2 separate regions of the Mus musculus genome follow, and region 1 is linked to region 2. A link is a contact called in ENCODE Hi-C data. All regions are on one chromosome and are shown on one strand. Each heading gives the region's core, a stretch centred on a gene start or an enhancer-like site at or near the end of the contact. The rest is flanking DNA. Distances are from core to core; before and after follow the strand shown.

Region 1 (4,027 bases), core at 142-2,641, 1.3 Mb before region 2:
TACTTTTAGTGGTAGTTTTTAAATAGCAAATCATATAACACTAGCAATAACTGCACAAATAATTTCCTTCTCGGGCTTTTGTAAGAAACCAGATCGAGACACGCCTTCCAATCAGAGCGCTGCTGTAAGATTACATACTTGTTAGGAGTTCTATAGTGGTGTTGTCTCCTTGCAAGCAACTTCACTGATTCTATTCAGTGATTGGGGCATGATTTTCACCCAATGTGGCATAGAACGCCATGTGATTTGCCAAGTTTAAATGTAATCCCGAAATTTCAAACAGAATGCTGTTCACTTTAAAAACTTATCCAACTATACACAAATGTAGAAAAAAGTATGACCTAAGTTATGTAACAAACATAAATGGTAAACTGAAGAAATAACATTACGTTCATTGAAATACAACCAAGACAGCTGTTTCTTCTTAGTACTTCGGTTTCTACAAACCCAGGAGCTAAGTAAATGTTGTCTGTTAGCTGCGTTGGATGTTTTTCTATCCTTTATATTTAGAAAGAAGTGCAAAAACAAGAAAGAAACCGCTTACAGTTTTTTTTAAAAAAAAATCACATCAAGGGAACACCTAAGGGGAAAACAAACAAACAAACTCACCTTTATTTCCTTGCCCTTTAGGTCTCTGAAGCAAGACGACAGAGGTGGTAAAGAGGGGGAGGGGGAAGAAAAGTGCGTTAAACAGAGCCACTGCAAACAAGTTCTTCAGAACAATCCGCGTAGGTGTGAACCCCACCAGATCCTCCGCAACCTCTCCGCCCGGCCGCCTCCCGCCGCCTCTCCGCCTCGCCTCCGGCACCCGCCAGCTCCGGGCCCCGCGGCGGCCGCCGGGACCTCCGGGCCTGTGGTCACGGGCGCCGGCCGCAGACTCAGCCGCCCGCGCTCAGGCCGGCCTGGGCAGCAGCCCCGACAACCGGGACCCGCGGCGCCGTTACGGAGCTAGCGGCGGCTAGAGGAGCCGCGCCGCACGCGAGGGTGGAGCTCTGCAGCTCCGGCCTTCGCCGAGCCGGGGCCCTGCTCCCTCACCTGATCCACGCTAGTGGCTGACATTCTTCACCGTAACCCGAGAGGAACCGCCGCCGCCGCCGCCGCTGCCTGGGCCTCGCCGAGAGCACTCACAGCAGTCGACTACCGCCCTCGCGAAGCTCTGCTCCGGCCTCCGCCGCCGCCGCTCTCGCAGGCTCCAGGGAGAGGGCTCACGCTCGGGAGTCGCGGAAGGGGCCCGAGCTCGCCGCCTGCACACTGCTCGTCCCCGCTCGTCCTCCGATCCTCGGGCCCACAATGGCGGACAGGCGCCTCAGCCCCACTTCCGCTCCGGGCCGTCCTGACCTTCCGCTATCCAGTCTGACGTCCACGCACACCTCGCAGTTCCTCCCCCACTCCCGCCACGGCCTCGGGCTCCGCCCCCGCCGTGCACGTCATCGGAGAGGGGAGGGGGGCAGAGACCCGGAGGCGCAGCTGTACTTTAGACGCATGCGCGGTACCGTGAGCGTTGGGCTCGGGCGTTGTTAGCCTGGAGGCTACAGAAGCGGTCCAGCAGCGCCTGTCCGCTCAGCCACCACCGGGCGTGCGTGCGTGCGTGCGGGGTGCGGGAGCACGCTCTCAATGAATGCTTTCTAACTCTCTACTGGGATGGGGTTGGTTTTTATTGAATAAAATAGCCTTCGGAAAGAGAAACAGTTGCAAGACTGCTGCCCCTCCCGAAAAAAAGAAAATGTTAAAATGTCCCTAGAAACTGGTAATGTTACTTTCTTACCTGTTGGCAAAAACAAAGAAAGTCAGTCCAATTATAATTTTGGCATTTTTATTGAATTTCCTTCCCAAGTAAGATTTCTTTACAGGTGTGGTGTAGTGTGCATTCCTAACTAGCCAAATCCTTTTAAAACCTCCCAGTTTAAGTGCTAACCTATGAAGCAGGAAATTAGGAAAATCACAGTTTTCTATATGTAGTACCACAATATTTTAGAATCACTGTGTCAAGATTGCTTCTCATGCAAATCCTCAAAAGGCAATTTTAGGTGTGGTCAACCCAAATCCCTTTCTCTTGTGTTCCTTCTGTTCGGACCCTGAGCTGCAAATCAGTCCATTTCCCAAGGTCCCCCTTATTCTACATTGCTCTACCTAGCTCCCACTCCCAAAAACATTTTTGGTTTTCAAGGAGTTTGTCGGAAGAGGAATTGAGGCTGGAAAGTTGAAAGTGCATAGCGAAAACTAATAGAAAAGGCTTGCAGGCCTTGACTTTACTCCTATCTGAGAAGCATGGCTTTGGAATTCCACGAATCTCAGTTTGAATTCTTACCTAGCAATGATTAGTTTATAACCTTGGAGAAGTCTCTTAACCTAAACCTTGGCGTCATGAGTAAACTAAGGCCTGACATACATAATCAGCCACTTCTTGTTTCTTCACTGAGTGAGTCCCCGCATCAAAACTGTAACTCAGTGAGTACTCCTGAAATGTCAGGCAATATAATTGATTAAATAGTCACAGTATCTTGTGTGATAACTGCTGCTACAAAAATTGAAGGCTGGGTGAGGGAGCACATACCTTTAAACTCAGCACTTGAGGGTGGATCTCTGTGAGTTTGAGGCTAGCCTGATCTATATGAGTTCCAGGACAGCCAAGGCTACGTTTCAAAAATTAAAAATTTTTTAAAACCTCATTCTGTAGCCGAGGCTGTCCTCGAACTCAGAAATCAGCCTGCCTCAGCCTCCGAGTGCTGGGATTAAAGGTATGCGCCACCACTGCCTGGCTCCAAAGTAAGTTTAAGAAATAGTCCAAGGCCAGCAAAATGGCTGGGCAGATAAGGGCACTTACACCAAAAACTGACAACATGAGTTCTATACCTGGAACCCACGTGATAGGAGAGAACCACTCCTGAAAATGTTTTTCCGATCCCCGTGTGTGTGCCCCTGGGATCACCTCTAGAACACTCCATCAGTGCCGCAGAGGTGGCTGTTCTCCTTCCAGCCATCATCACAACCCCACCACACTAAAAGGAAAGAGAAAAGAGCGGGGCAGGCAGGGAGAGCAGAGTGCTCTCTCCGGATATTTCATAGCAATTTTATTTCCCACACCTGTCTACCTCCTACTAACTACAACATTGTTCTCTGAAAATTCTTGGTTGCAAGGGAACTGAAACATGTATTGTGAAATATATGTTCAACTGAGGATCAAGAATGTTACCACCCAGGAAGAATAATAGATGACAACAGAGACATAATAAGTAATGACCTGTGTGTAAAACTCTTTCCCAAATTCACTCTGCTAGCTAGTACTATTTAAATTTTTCTTTGAAACTTTTTCCAGTATTTATACTAAGATTTTTAAGATTCTGTATTACCTTCAAGTAACAGTAGATGAGCCAAGCACAGATAGTTTATAGGACTGAATGATGCATTTTAAATGTAAGATATCTAAATACTGTATATAGTAAGGTAAAACTAATAGTTAACAGAATTGAATACAGAGAAATACTTTTTAAAGTGTTGTTTTGAAATAGGCCTCTTTCCCAAGCATTCTTGTAGTTATTGAAAGGAAATTTATAAAGGCAAGAAAAAGGCAGAAGAAATCATGTAGCCTTGTGTTTCCTTTAAATGGTGTCTCTCAAGTGTGATTCTTGTCTCTTGGGAAAACTACAGCTTTTCCCTAGAACTTGTTATAAAAGCAGACTCTAGACATTGGCTAAATTTACTAAATTAAAACTTATCAAGTTTGAAACAAGGTATATATTTTTAGAAAGAAAAAAGCATGTTTATTTTAAAGTAATTTTAGATTTACAGAAATGTTACAAAGATGTTACCCAGAGTTCCTGCACGTCTCTTGCTCATCTTCCCCTAATGTTCTTGTCTTACACAACTACCCTACAATAAAAGCAATGAGGAACTTGCCTGCAAGTTGATGGACTCCAGTTCCACACTGCTGAAACTTCCCTACTTTTCACACTCGTGTTCCTTTTCTGTTTCAGAATACCATGTTACACTTCAATTTCATGTTTCCTTTGTAAGGTCCACAAAAATC
Region 2 (3,981 bases), core at 1,188-3,687:
TATTTTCGTTATGATAGGAGATTTTATACTACTAAAATAAATTAAGAACCCATATAAAATCATTGAAAATTTACCATTTTTCACCATTTTTGTTCTTAGTCACTATTGATAGTGAAGATCTATTTGAACAACAAGCTAAAGACCATTGGAGTAAGTAACCTCCCTTAGTCCCAAATTACAAGTGAACATTCTCCCAATGTGTTGCTCATAAACAAATATGTTAGCAATTTCCTTTCAGACAAATGTATACTTTCCACAGATACGATTTAAATGTTAATAGCTGAACTACTTTCTCCACAAATAGTCGGGCCTTCTAAAATCCATGGTTACAATCTTTACTGTTGATTAGACTATGCGTACTCTTGCATTGACAGCAGGGACGAATCCTAGCACTATAGTCATGCAAGCAAATCTGAGAGGGGTGGCTCCTGTTCCATTTCTTCTAACCACTTACAAATCAAGGTGTACAACAGTCTTAGTGTAACCGGGTTAGGGACTACATAAATTTAAACTGACACTTTTTAGGAGTAAGTTTCACGACTCAAGAGTGTTTAGGAAACTCTGGTCACTGTCCTAGGTATTAATAATTTTTCTGAAATTACTAACTACGTGCATGGAAACGCTTCATTGGTTGCTTAGGATCACTTGTGGCCGGTAAATTTAGAGCTCCAAAATTAAGTCCCTAGAAAGTTCAACAGAACCCAGGTACAAAGCCTCATTATGTTATCCAGACAATGGTTGGCTTCAAAGGCCAACAGGGGAGTCACTCAACCTCTTTCTTTCTTCTTGAAGTAGCATAAACAAATAAATACTGTTTCTGTTTTTAAAAGGAGAGCTCACTGAGTTGAACAAGATGTGGGTGCTGACTCAAGAATTCTGACATTGCTCTCATTATTCATCCCTAACTTTGCGATAAAGCAGAGAGTTTTAAACTTATCAGCAAGAGTTAATAAGTTAGGAATGGTTAACGCTTTGACTCCTTTTGTGCCAGAAAAAGCCGGCAAGAAAACATTTCAAGCAGGGAAGGTTATTTCTTAACAATACTTTTTAAAAGAACATTATTAGCAATTTTTCATTAATTTAAGATTATTGGCTTTAAAGGAATGTTGACAACTTTAGTGCGAGCTTCAGTCTAAGACATTAATTCCATGCTTTAAAAGAATTACCTCCAAGTAAGTAAACACAACAGCAAACCCAGCTAGCTCAGTTTCTGACACCAGGTACTTAAGTCTGGGTATAAGATAACATTCAGAACACACTGCAAGGCCTGATTTCAAGATAAATTCTAGAAGGCTGAGATCCCAGTGCTGGGGAGTGGGGGAGGGGAGAGGGGGTGTAAATGACTGATGCACTTAAATACAGAAAATAAAAAATTTAAAAGACTCTAAAAATGATGCTAAAGCAAACGAACAAAAATAACTTAATAAAGCATTGCTGAAATGTTAACTTTTGAAAAAATATATCAAGTAACAAAAATAAATTACTTTTAGGCTTTAAATGTAAAGAAAAATTATATTGGCTTTTAAAGACATGGTACATACAACTAAAGACTGATAATAGTTATCATCTGAAGATCTTTCATTATAGTCTCTATGTAAACAGCTGCTAGTTAGAAAGTAGTGCCGCAAAGAACAAGCCTCGGCAAGTGATTCTTTTCTTCCTTCTTCCTGCCTTGCTTCCTTGTTTCTTCCTCTTTATCCCTTCCTTCCTCCCTTCTTTCCCTCCTTCCTTCCTTCCTTCCCTCCTTCTTTTCTTCATGTTGTGGGCTGACTATAGTATCACTTTCCTTTGTTAAACTTTTGAGAATCTAAAAATCTTTTAAAAAGAAAATCTATGTAGCATATTTCCATGTGACATATTGCTATTTAACATTTTCTGTAAGTGGGTTTTCCTTTTATATCAATATTTTAATGCATTCTAGATTTTTGTTTAACCAAAGTAACTGAAAGAGATAGGAGATACTAGCCAAATTATAAAGGAGTCTTTCATGGGCAAAGGAGAACTCTAATCTTTGCTGACCCTTGTTTTTCCTAGACTGTGTTGCTATCTAGGGCACACAGACACACATCCTGTGCTCTCTTTAATCCCCTGGGGGTTCCTAAAGCCCTTTGCTGGAGTCTCTTCCAAAACACCCAAACCCTTTATTTCTCTGAATGAACCTTCTGGAAAGCCTTTACTGAAGTATCATGTCAGTTACTAAGCCGCCTCCATGCTTCCACAGTTCCTAGGACCACATCATTTTTATAAGCACCAACGTGACAGCCTTTCCTTCTCACAGATGTTGATAGACACCCAACTGAGGACATTGTCTGTGAATCTCTAGCTAAGAGACTTTCCAGGATTTCCCACCAGGGAAGGGAGTTTAAGTCAAAAGAAGTATTGGCAAGCACACATCCTGCTCCCCACCCCCTTCCTGCTTGGAAATTCAAGGGCTTAGCTGCAGGCTCCTGCTATGGAACCATCTCCTTTACTCTAGTCTCCAAAAGCGCCGGACCCTGACCTGTGCCAGCTGAGCTGGCTTCCTCTCTTCAACCCCCCTGGCCCATGTTGTCTGTCTCCTGTGCTAGAGCCTCAGATTCTCCTTCAGAGAACTCTTACCCCAATCCTTTCTATGATCTTTTGGATCTCAACTCAAGAGTCCACACTTCCTTGAACAGTTTCTTTGTTTGTATCAAAGTTACAGTCAGAGCCTATATTTGTATGTTCTTCTCTTTTAGATATTTTCAATACATGGTGGATTCTGAGGACAACGGAAAGGTTCACCTGCCCCCATGACCCTTAGTTTATGAAGTGTGAACTGATCTTAGTGATGAGGGCAGACAGGAGAGAGAAAGACAATTAAGCAGACAGGGAGGGGGCCATGGCTAGGTAGCAAAGGTGCCAATTTCCAGGATAACCCACTTCTTTGGCACCCTCATCACTTGAGACAAAAACCTGGCAGCTTAAAACAAAGGATCTGTAAGATTTCAGCCTCCCACTAGCAGGCCCCTGCTGATAGACAGGCTCAACAAGTTCTGAAGCCTACTCTGGCCACACACAGTTCTGGACCAATCAACCATCCTAGCTTCCTCCAAACTGACCAACCCTGAATGACTTGTCAGGTTCGAAAACCCCTGCACTGGAGAAGAGATTTTTTTTTTTTCTTTTTCGAGACAGGGTTTCTCTGTGTAGCCCTGGCTGTCCTGGAACTCATTCTGTAGACCAGGCTGGCCTTGAACTCAGAAATCTGCCTGCCTCTGCCACCCTAGTGCTGGGATTACTAAAAACCCACCTTTCTTCAGCTGTTAATTCTGACTGAGGTATTTGAGATTTCTCTGCTGCTTTTGAAACATAATGGCCCGCCTGATTGTAATACTTTAATTATACATTATATAGCATGCTATTATTCAGCATGGTCATTAGCTCCAACTCTGACAGCAATAGTAGCTGTTTCCTCTGTCTTTGTCCTTTCCCTCTAAAATACCCCTTCCTCCAATCCACTAGCAAACAATGTGTTTACAGGCCCATTTCATTCAGCGACCTTCAAAGGAAAATATTCAGGAAAATAGGACACTGGCAATTAAGTCAACCAGCAGGCCGTAAAGGCAGCCACTGTGTCTAAATGGGACTGGGTCTCCATTTTCTAAATAAAGAAGAAAGCATTCACCAGCATCCTGTCAGCAGGCCCTATTACAAATAAATTATGGTAATTGGATTTTTTTTTTTTCAGTAACTGCCTAAGCATATCCAAACAACTCTGAAAAATCTTCACTGTGGAATAAATTTTTGAACGAGATACTTATATCTTTATATACTCACCCTATGTCAACACTGACAAATACAAACAATATTTACCAAGAGCTTCAACCTTTTAAATATTCAGATTATGATCACTTTCTGCGCTACTGACTTGAAGGCAGTACACATTAGGTCATACCTACTGAGGATAGCTCTCATCTAGGAGGACAAATGTGTTAAAGGGAATCTTAAAAGTTTAAAATT

What was found. Hi-C counts contacts between places; a loop is a spot of excess contacts on that map.
Region 1: a loop to region 2 is called in a map of Patski, with 3 times the contacts of the local background. The contact joins the promoter of Ythdf3 here to the enhancer-like site in region 2. A Hi-C loop is called at or near these places in 1 of 37 maps with a recorded cell type or tissue (Patski).

Annotation. Positions count from the first base shown.
Region 1 is chr3:16,180,529-16,184,555 of GRCm38, reverse strand. It overlaps Ythdf3 (YTH N6-methyladenosine RNA binding protein 3), which reads right to left and starts at 1,391. Exons shown (of 5, transcript NM_001145919.2): 1 at 1,036-1,391; 2 at 610-634. The coding sequence starts at 1,059.
Region 2 is chr3:14,888,312-14,892,292 of GRCm38, reverse strand. The region is part of intron 2 of Car2 (carbonic anhydrase 2); the gene reads right to left. Among named protein-coding and RNA genes, the nearest start is that of Car2, 4.0 kb to the right of the region's middle. Within about 2 kb of position 2,437, at least 1 of the 3 ENCODE cell types and tissues checked has a DNase peak (open chromatin) inside an H3K27ac peak, as active enhancers do.